2 separate regions of the Homo sapiens genome follow, and region 1 is linked to region 2. The links are chromatin contacts, found by Hi-C or POLR2A ChIA-PET in ENCODE. All regions are on one chromosome and are shown on one strand. The core of a region is the stretch at or near the end of the contact, and the rest is flanking DNA. Distances in the headings are between cores, read along the strand shown. Region 1 overlaps CLEC16A (C-type lectin domain containing 16A). Region 2 overlaps CLEC16A (C-type lectin domain containing 16A).

The links. A loop is a pair of places that touch in the nucleus more often than their neighbours do. ChIA-PET counts read pairs that join two places held with the same protein, here RNA polymerase II (POLR2A). Pooled maps may share reads with other maps.
Region 1: a map of posterior vena cava shows a loop between it and region 2 (1.8-fold over the local background). The contact joins two enhancer-like sites. A Hi-C loop is called at or near these places in 6 of 168 maps with a recorded cell type or tissue (HCT116, MCF 10A, PC-9 and 3 more) and 4 of 50 pooled maps. POLR2A ChIA-PET finds 5 or more read pairs at or near these places in 6 of 52 experiments (AG04449, BJ, activated CD4-positive, alpha-beta T cell and 3 more).

What each region holds. Positions count from the first base shown.
Region 1 is chr16:11,075,942-11,080,741 of GRCh38, forward strand. The region is part of intron 19 of CLEC16A (C-type lectin domain containing 16A); the gene reads left to right. Among named protein-coding and RNA genes, the nearest start is that of CLEC16A, 130 kb to the left of the region's middle. Within about 2 kb of position 3,275, at least 20 of the 41 ENCODE cell types and tissues checked have a DNase peak (open chromatin) inside an H3K27ac peak, as active enhancers do.
Region 2 is chr16:11,001,214-11,006,051 of GRCh38, forward strand. It overlaps CLEC16A (C-type lectin domain containing 16A), which reads left to right. Exons shown (of 24, transcript NM_015226.3): 11 at 1,861-2,092. Among named protein-coding and RNA genes, the nearest start is that of CLEC16A, 59 kb to the left of the region's middle. RefSeq lists a silencer at 4,747-4,838. Within about 2 kb of position 3,383, at least 7 of the 41 ENCODE cell types and tissues checked have a DNase peak (open chromatin) inside an H3K27ac peak, as active enhancers do.

The DNA.
Region 1 (4,800 bases), core at 2,025-4,524, 75 kb after region 2:
AGCCAAACCTTGGAATATCCTTGTTTCTTCTCATCCCTGTGACCAAGCTCTTAGCAAATCCTGCCAGCTTAAGCATCACATAGATAGAGAACCCAGCTCCGTCTCACTGCCTTTAGCTCCCCTGCAGCTGGTGGGGATTCTAGAAAACTGGGACTAGGGGGTCAGCTTCCTCCTCTGCCCTTTCCACACCAACAGCCAGTAGAATCCTTTTAAATAGACGTCAGACCCTTCAGTGGTCCTGGCTTCCCATTGTGGTGTCAGCTCACTGTGCCATGTGTGCCCCCCATCTGCTCCTCACTGTGCTAGCCCAGTCATACGGAGCTCAAGAGATTTCCCCCTTGGGCCACCGGCTTCAGGGTGCCCCAAAACCCCCACTCTGCCCCACAGGGCTGCCAAAGCCAGCCTCCTTGACAACATCTGGCTGACGGGGAGGGGAGGGCAGTAAGAGCCGCCACAGAAAACAGGAATTCATGGGGGGAGTGGGGTTGAGGATTAACGTTGAGTTTCAAGACATCCCTCGCTCCAGCCCACTCTGTGAGCTGTCTGGGGCTCCGCCTACACACAGCTCCTCACCCTGAAGCTGCTGGGTTCCCCTGCATCACACGCCCACCTTCCCCAGTGAACCCAGCCACCAGATTTGACACAGGATCCGGTGATTGCTCAGGCCTCAGGAGGGGAGGGTTGCCTTCTGGCCCTGATATCTGATCAACCACAGAACACCCAAAACAAATCTCTGAACCAGTGACAGACAGCGCGACCTTTAAGGAAGGTGTAAGTCAGGAGAAGGCCATCTCTCCTATACATCACCTCTCCCAGCCCAGGAAGCTGGCCTGCCAATTGCCCCAGAGTCTGGCCCAGCCACTGACCAGGTCCACCCTGCCCTCAGCCAATGCACACTCTCCAGCCCACCCCAGGGCCTGCTGGGGAGATCAGGAATCGAAGAATGGAGCAGCACTTCCTCCCACCCTCTTGTAGGAGGGAGATGGGTTCTATTCAGATTAGGCAGAAACGCTGAAAAGTATTGTGACCTTGAATCCTAAATCCCCGTTAAAGTTGAGGCTTAGGAAGCACCTGAAATCACAAGGACTGATCATTAGAATCTATTTAAAAACAAAGAGCAGGGCCGGGCACAGTGGCTTAGGCCTGTAATCCCAGGACTTTGGGAGGCTGAGGCGGGAGGATCACTTGAGCCTAGGAGTTCAAGACCAGCCGAGGCAACATGGAGAGACCTTTTCTCTACTAAAAAGGTCGGGCGTGGTGGCTCATTCCTGTAATCCCAGCACTTTGGGAGGCTGAGGCGAGCGGATTGCCTGAAGTCAGGAGTTGGAGACCAATCTGATTGACATGGTGAAACCCTGTCTCTCCTAAAAATACAAAAAAATTAGCCGGATGTGGTGGCATGCGCCTGTAATCCCAGTTACACCGGAGACTGAGGCAGGGGAATTGCTTGAACCAGGGAGGTGGAGGTTACAGTGAGCCAAGATTGTGCCACTGCACTCCAGCCTGGGTGACAGAGTGAGACTCTGTCTCAAAAAAAAAAAAAAAAAAGAAAGAAAAGAAAAAACATTAGCCAGGCGTAGTGGCGTGTGCCTGTAGTTTCAGCTACTTGGGAGGTTGAGGCGGGAGGATCACTTGAAACCTGGGGAGATTGAGGCTGTAGTGAGCTGTGATCGAGCCACTGCACTTCAGCCTAGGGGACAACGTGAGACCCTGTCAAAAACAAAAAGAGCAAAATCCTGATTTAAGACTTAAGAACTCTGGTGGAGGGTGTGAGGGGTCTCTGTATTGCTGGTGACCAGCACAATGCGTGGTGCTGCAGGCGGCCTGGACAGATTTTTCAAATGAATGTCAAATGTTGTTCATACTTCTAAACTTTTAAGAAATGTACAGAATATGGCTAGGCGCGGTGGCTCATGCCGGTAATCCCAGCACTTTGGGAGGCTGAGGCAGGCGGATCACTTGAGGCTAGGAGTTATGACTAGCCTGGCCAACATGGTGAAACTCCATCTCTACAAAAAAAAACGTGTGTGTGTGTGTGTGTGTGTGTGTGTGTGTGTGTGTGTGTGTGTTTAGAGAAATGTACAGAATACTGAGCTTGGGACATGTAAAAGCATAAATTTTCATTTTTACTTTGACCTGCCTGAAAATAGAAGTGAAAATGTGTTTGCCACAGGGGAACCGCTCTAGGGGCATCTGATTTGCTCCTAGGCCAGGCCAGGACAGAGCTGTGACCAAGCGTGAGGGTGGGTGGTGCGAAGGCCCTGTGGTTTCTGGCCCAGCAGGACTTTGAAAACAATCTGTACCCAGACCTCACTCCAGAAGGTTCTGAGTCACTGGCTCCGGGGTGGGGCCCTGACATCTATATTTTCAAATGCTCCCTAAAGGATTCCATTGCATAGCCAGTGTTGAGAACCATGGGATTAGACAGAGTGAGGAATGTTCTGGAACTCAGCACTCAGTGTCTGCTTTGCTGCTTTCCATGAATTCTAGTTCCCTCTAGGAACTCTCCTTGCCCACCTGCTAATCAGCCAGAGGCCATCAGGAAGGCTGGCTTTGGTAGCATGGTACAGCAGTCACATCTCTCTAAGTTCCAAAGTCAGTTTCTCAGGTGGAAACCACCTGCCGTCCCAGTCACCCTCACAGATCCCTCATGGGTGAATGACATTTCTCAATGAGGAGTGGGTCCGGCACAGCCAGTCTGAACTGCAGGGCTGCAGTAGACCCCGTCGTTGAGCAGGTTTTAGAGGAAGAGGTTGGCCATGTCAGATGAAATCCTGGTTTCTTTACCAGGGAGAATCATGCTGGGCACTTTGAGGGGCGCTCAAGGGATAGGCAGGAAGAGCCAAGCCCATGAGGGAGGCAGATTCCCATCTGCCCCTAAGGTTCCCTCATGGGTCTGGCAGCCCGAGAGGCCTGTGGTATTTAAGCTGTTTACGCTTCTCTCCCTCTCCTCTCCACTTTCCTGCATCCGTGTAGTTGAGTTTGTGGAAGTTAAGCTTGCATACAGTGTGCCTCTACCTGACTTGAAGACAAATCACTTGCCCTCTCGAGCCTTGGGCACCTGTCTTGAGAGGAAGGGCCTGCGTAATAGGTTGGGCCTCCTGGATGCTCCCCAGCCCTGCAGCCCTGCAGCCCCACACACAGCTACATGTGTGCTCAGAAGGTAGCTGAACCCATTCTGTGCTTGGCCTTGTGTATAATCACTTGCATGGGCTAGGCAGGAGATTCCCTTGCAGAACTTGAAACTCCCTGCAGCACTGAAACTCCAGCCATCCCTATCTCTTGTGGTTGTTCTGAACCAGTGCCAGTCTTGGAAATGGCCTGTTTTGTTTCAGGCAGTCATAAAAATGCCTTAGGAGTAGAGACTGTCCAGGCCAGAGTCAGCCAGCCAGACCATGGAGGCTCAGAAGTTGTTGGGGCTGAGCTGGCCTCCCCCAGTCCTCACAACTTTTTAGTCATTTGCTAATAATTAAGAGCCAAAAGTTCTCATCCCATCTTCCCTCCAGCCTTTGGACTGACTGGGATGCCACCATTTTTTATACAAGGTTCAAGGTGAGATAGACTTTCTTTCCTTTTCCTTCCAAATTCTCATGTAGAAAAGCCGCATGCAACTTCCTGGTTTTTCAACTTGGCACATCCACATTATCTTTTTGCATTTATCTTTTTTTTACTACCTATACCCTGGCCTTTGAATTTTATAATACACTTTGCATTTTTCTAAATGCAGTTGGGGTTTTCCAGAGCTGTGCAAAGCCAGGAAATATGCATGTCATTTAAATGACTCCGGTTAACCTTTAGCCTTTAACTGGTTTCTCATAAAACTCGACTCTCTCCCAGCTATGGTTTGCATTCTTCAGAGCAGCAAAACTGATGAACATCTACAGCTTTCACTGTTCCCTGCTGGGCCCCCTTCCCTTTGCTGCCTCCAGTCTGATGAGCCATGCTGGCAGACTCTGGGAAATGTGAGTCCCAAGCAGTGTCTAGCAGAAGGTTCCAGACTAGATTGATGCAGCCCCTGTTGCCACTTCCTGAGGTCTCCCAGGGCCCCTGGCTTCAGCGGCTTCCCTTCCTATCATGGCATCTTGTTCCTATCATAGCACAGTAACCATAATAGATCCCATCTGTTTCCCACCAGAAACACAAGATCCAGACTGCAGATTGCACACTTGACTGTAGACAGGGACTCTGAGTGTTTCCTCACCCACTCCCGTGCGCGTCCATCCATCATTTGCTGAATGGTAGGCACTGTGCTAGCCACCAGAAACACAAGGACAGGACAGAGCCCTCCTCCCTTCAGGCATCTAGCACAGTGATGCACTTCAGCAGGTGGGTGCAGGTGCTCTGCTGGAAACTGCAGGATCAAGAAGAATACAGAGTAGTTGGGCCCTTGCTGGGGGTGGGTGGGTAAACAGGGACAAGAATTGCTTCTGGGCGTCCGAGCCTTTGAGCCAAGGGTTGTTCTGAGCCAGTGTGAAGCAGCAGACAACCTGGGGAAGGGCCTTCCAGGCAGAGGGGGCATCTGCAGTGAAGACACACAGGTATGTTTGGCTACCAGGTCAGTAGCCCGTGTCTGGAACATTGGGCGGTCCATTCGTTTCATATGGCTGCTGCTACACATTTCTACAACACCCAGTTATTCTCTTACAGCTCTGGAGGTTAGAAGTCTGCCACGGGTCTCACTGGGCTAAAGTCTAGGTGTTGGTCCTTCCCGAAATCTCTGGGGAGAATCTGTTTTCTTGCCTTTTCTGGATTCTAAAGGTCGCCTGTGCTTTGGCTTATGGCCCCTCCCTCCATTCTCAA
Region 2 (4,838 bases), core at 2,133-4,632:
TAGCTGGGACTACATGGGCATGCCACCATGCCCAGCTAATTTTTCTATTTTTTGTAGAGATGGGGTTTTGCCATGTTGCCCAGGCTGGTCTTCAAATCCTTGGCTCAAGTGATCCTCCCAGCTTGGTCTCCCAAATTGCTGGGATTACAGGTGTGAGCCATGTGCCTGGCCTTCCTCTTTAAAGAGCATTAAATGTAGAATTAAGTTTTAGCTCCTGGTGAAACACTGTTCTTTTAGGAAGAGTGTGAGCTTTGGAATTGGCAAGCCCCAGTAAGCCCCAATTCAAATTCTGACTCCAACTCAGTAGCTGTGTGACATTGGGCAAGTTATTTAACCTTTCTGCTCCTCTATTTTCTCAATGATAAAAATGGGACTGATAATTCCTATATATTATGGTTGTTATAAAGACTGAGATATACTAATATGAAGCATGAACCACAGTTGACACTAGCCTCATTCTGTCGCCCAGGCTGGATGGAGTGTAGTGGCACGATCTCGCTCACTGAAGCCTTGACCTCCCAGCCTCAAGCAATCCCTCCCACCTCAGCCCCGCAAAGTGCTGGGATTAGAGAGGTGAGCCACCACACCCGGCCATCTCTGACTTTTTAAAGGAAGAACTTTGTCCTCTGGGGCGAGCTGATCTTTGACTTATTGCTGATACTTACTAGGCTCCCTTTCTAATGAGAGCCAGAATTTGACAACACCCACTACACCTGGCTTTTTCTTTCTGGTTATTTATGTTTAATATAATAGCAAGGCACGCTAGTGTTCCATTGCCTGTAGTGATAGTTTTGTTTAAAATGAACTTATTTGGGTTAAAATTAATAATAATATCAGTGGGCTGTAGCTAAGACACAGCTTGTGTGGCTGGTACGTGGTTTTGAATCCCGGCTCTGCCACCTCCTGGCTGTGTGACCTCGGGCAGATCCTTTTCTGTCTCTGTGCTTCAGTTTCTTCACCTGTAAAATGAGGATGACACAGTAATATCTCATGCAGTTGCTATAAAGTTCAAGTGAGATCATATAGTCAGAGCCTGAGAACAGCATCTGACACATAAGAAAGTACCACAGAAGTGTTCATCAGAAGTTCTCCTTACACAAACAGCTAATATTTGGGGAGTGTAGAGCTGCTGCTGGTAAAGTGCACCATTTCTGACTTAGGGCAGTAGACAGTAAATGGTAGCTGGCACTGTTGTTTTGATTATTTGATGATGATGTTAATAATGGGCATAATAATAGATCTGGAGGTGGCATTTGTTTTGGAGATTAATTTCTCTTTATTAAAATATGTTTTTATTGTCTGTGTTCATGGGGTAAAATGGCAGTGTTGCCACATTGATGTATTGCATTGTGGTGAAGTCAGGACCTTCATTGCATCCATCACTGGAGTAATGCGCACTGGACCCACCAAACACCCTCCCATCATCCACCCCCTCCAAGTCCACCACCCCTCCCAGTCTCATTGTCCATCATCCCACACTCTGCTGCCATGTGCACATGTTATTTAGCTCCTGCTTATGAGAATATGCAGTAAGTGTCTGAGTTATTTCACTTAAGATAATCGTCCCCATGTTGCTGCAAAATACATGATTTCCTTCTTTTTTAGTGCTGAATACTATGCCATCGTGTGTATACATGTCATCTTCTTTATCTAGTCCTCTGTTGGTGGACACTTAGGCCGATTCCATGTCTTTGCTATTGTGAATAGTCCCGCAGTAAGCATGCGAGTGCAGCTATCTTATGATATAATGGTTTCTTTTGGAGATGAGTTTCTTAGGACAGAAACTTTTGGGCAACTTGATAGCATCCAGCAGGATTCTAGTGTTCAAATTCACCTGTTGCCTTCGTTGGACTTTCCTAGGCCAAGCCCAGCATTCGGTGCTTCATTAAACCCACCGAGACACTCGAGCGGTCCCTTGAGATGAACAAGCACAAGGGCAAGAGGCGGGTGCAAAAGAGACCCAACTACAAAAACGTTGGGGAAGAAGAAGATGAGGAGAAAGGGCCCACCGAGGATGCCCAAGAAGACGCCGAGAAGGCTAAAGGTACAGAGGGTGGTTCAAAAGGCATCAAGACGAGTGGGGAGAGTGAAGGTGAGTGTCCCCATGAACGCCGCCCTGTGCCTGCGCCGCCAGCCAGCCCGCCAGCGAGGCTGCCACCTGTGCCCTCTCCACCCAGACTTCTGCTCCCCACAGTGTCCAGCCAGTGATTCGATTCCTACCTCACACTGGCGTACCTCATTCTATACAGCCCTGCCACTCGGAGGCTGCTGTAGGTGTATGTCATATGCAGGTCCAGGGCAAGTCCCGCCCTCATGGGATGGGTGACCTGGGGCCAGTTTTCCTCACCTATTAAAGGAGGGTAACAAATAGTACCTACTTTGTAGTGTTCATACAAGAATTAAATGAGCGAATATGTGCAATGTGCTCCAAACAGTGCCTGGCCCATTCTAAATGCTGCAAAGGCTTCGATGCTGCAGAAGTGTTCGTCATTATTATGACAGTAGGAGCAGCATGGAATTATTATTATCTTTATCCTTATTACTGATATAATTATTCCCAATAACCTGGGGTTATGATTTGCATCCTGTGCACTGCGGGAAGAAAGAGGATTTGTGTTTAATGAAATGATATGCTTGTAGGCCGAGTGCAGTGGCTCACACCTTAATCCCAGCACTTTGGGAAGCCAAGGTGGGAGGATCACTTGAGCCCAGGAGCTTGAGACCAGCCTCACCAACATGACGAGATCCTGTCTCTACAAAAAAAAAAAAAAAAAAAGTGTTTAGTATTTTTAAAATACTGAAAAATCAAATATAATTCTCTCAATTCTTACGTTAAGGTTTTTTAAGTCCTGTCTGTTTAGAATGAGGTGCACTCGTGTGTAGTACGTATGTGCTCTGTAAGCAAAATCATTCATTCCTCCTTTTGCCCTTTTTGGGAATTCTGGTCAATTTTTCACCTCCCTCTCGTTGAGATGCTAAAACCTTCTTGAATTGGAGATCATTTACTCTTGGGATTAAGCAGAATGGAACTGCCCTATTGCTTGTGTCATGGGCCAGGCTCACAGCCACACAGCTGGGGTCTCTGCCCGTCGTCCTGGGCACTGGGGCTGGGGGCAGCGGGAAGTGATGGGGAGCTTGATACTTGGTAGAAGTGGAGCTGGGGCTCTTCTCAGGAAGGTCTGGCCACACTTTCTGGAATGAACTTGGCATCTCCTCAGCAGTCTGGTTGCAGTCTCTGTGGGTGTGGGGAACACTTCCTGTGAGCCCTCCTCCTGGGCCTTGGGCTCACAGTGGCTGCTCTGAAACCACCTCTCCACAGCCCTGTCAGCAAGGACTGCGTGAGCTTCCCAGTCCAGGGCATCTGAAGCTGTAACACAGAGCCACTCGTTCAGTGACTGGGAGCTCATTTGCTTTTGGGAGTTGCCTGAGATTCTGCAGCCAAAGAATGCCTCCGCCACCACCTTGCTTGCTCCATCATGACTTTCTTGGCAGTTGTCAGTGAATACCATGATCACATTTCAACAAGCGTAACCAAAATGTCTCTCTGGTGCCACCGAGACCTCTTTTTATGGTTGAGATCTCCAGCCTCCTCTTATTTCTGTTTAAAGTGTGCAATAGGTGTTTTGGTTTAGGAATTCATTTTTGGCCTGGGAAGCCTTTGCCAATAAATATCACTGTGGTGGGGAGGGGAAGGCCAAACCCAAGGTAAGCCATGCTAATTTGCTTATTGGGGTCATTCTGATTATTTTGTTGTTAATGCTGAAGAAAAATGTCTGCCTAATCCCTAGGTTTAGTTGTTCTGTTGCCACACTGGGGGAGAAATGGACATCTTCACCTCATTTTGTGCATTGTGTTCTCATCGATTTTGTTTTGGAAAGATGCTACCTCTTTCATTCCAGTCCTTTTAAGGATGCTCTCTAACCAGGCCTCAGCTGTGACTAACAGTGGTGTGGATCAGACAGGCTTAGCCCCAAAATCACAATCAAATTAGTCAGCCAGCCAGCCCAGTCCTGGCACACAGGGGCTTCAGGCCAGTTCTGCAGGCTGCTGTTTCAGCTTGAACTGCTTGAATTAGAGTAGGGGCTCCTGGAAGCTGTGCCCAGCTGCCCTGGGCAGGGTACAAGGGAACGAATTTCTGCCACGTCCAAAAGCCTGTTTTCCAGGTGGTTACTTAGCCAGATCGTGCCACACAGGACCCAGGAATCTCCCCAGAGGCTTTGCTTGAACAGTTGGTGCTTCAGGGCTCAGTCACACATGGCTCTCAATGACCTGTGCAATTTTGATGCCCTCCTAATTTCTTGAGCACATTAGTCATTTCAAAATATGATGGATCTGTCATTTTGTCACTCAGCTCACCATAAATACATACAACTTTCATAGACCGGTCCTGCCAGGCAACAGCACTTGTATTCTGGAGCTTTCTGAATTATATATTTGCTCTCTTGATTATTTGTAAATGTGAAGGTGCAGTTGGTGGGTGTTCTCTCCTTAGACGGTATCTGTGTTTGGATGAAACTGCACAGCTGTTAATTCCTGTGAGTCGGAAGGGTGTCAGGCACATTTCTTCATTCACATTGCATACCAGAGAACAGTGTAGATGCTGGGCAGTGCCTAGAAGATGCGAGATCTGACTCGCAGTCATGTCTCAGCATCTAGGTTTATTGTGTGTCTTGGATGGCCTCTTGAAGCTCTGGACCTCATTGTTCCTGTCTGGAAATTTCTGAATATAGAAAATATAATTCACATGATGACTTTTTTTTTTTTTAAGTGAAGATACGTTGATATTTGCGATTGCAAGATTTAGAAATCCAACTCAGACTGGCTTAAGCAAAGAGGGT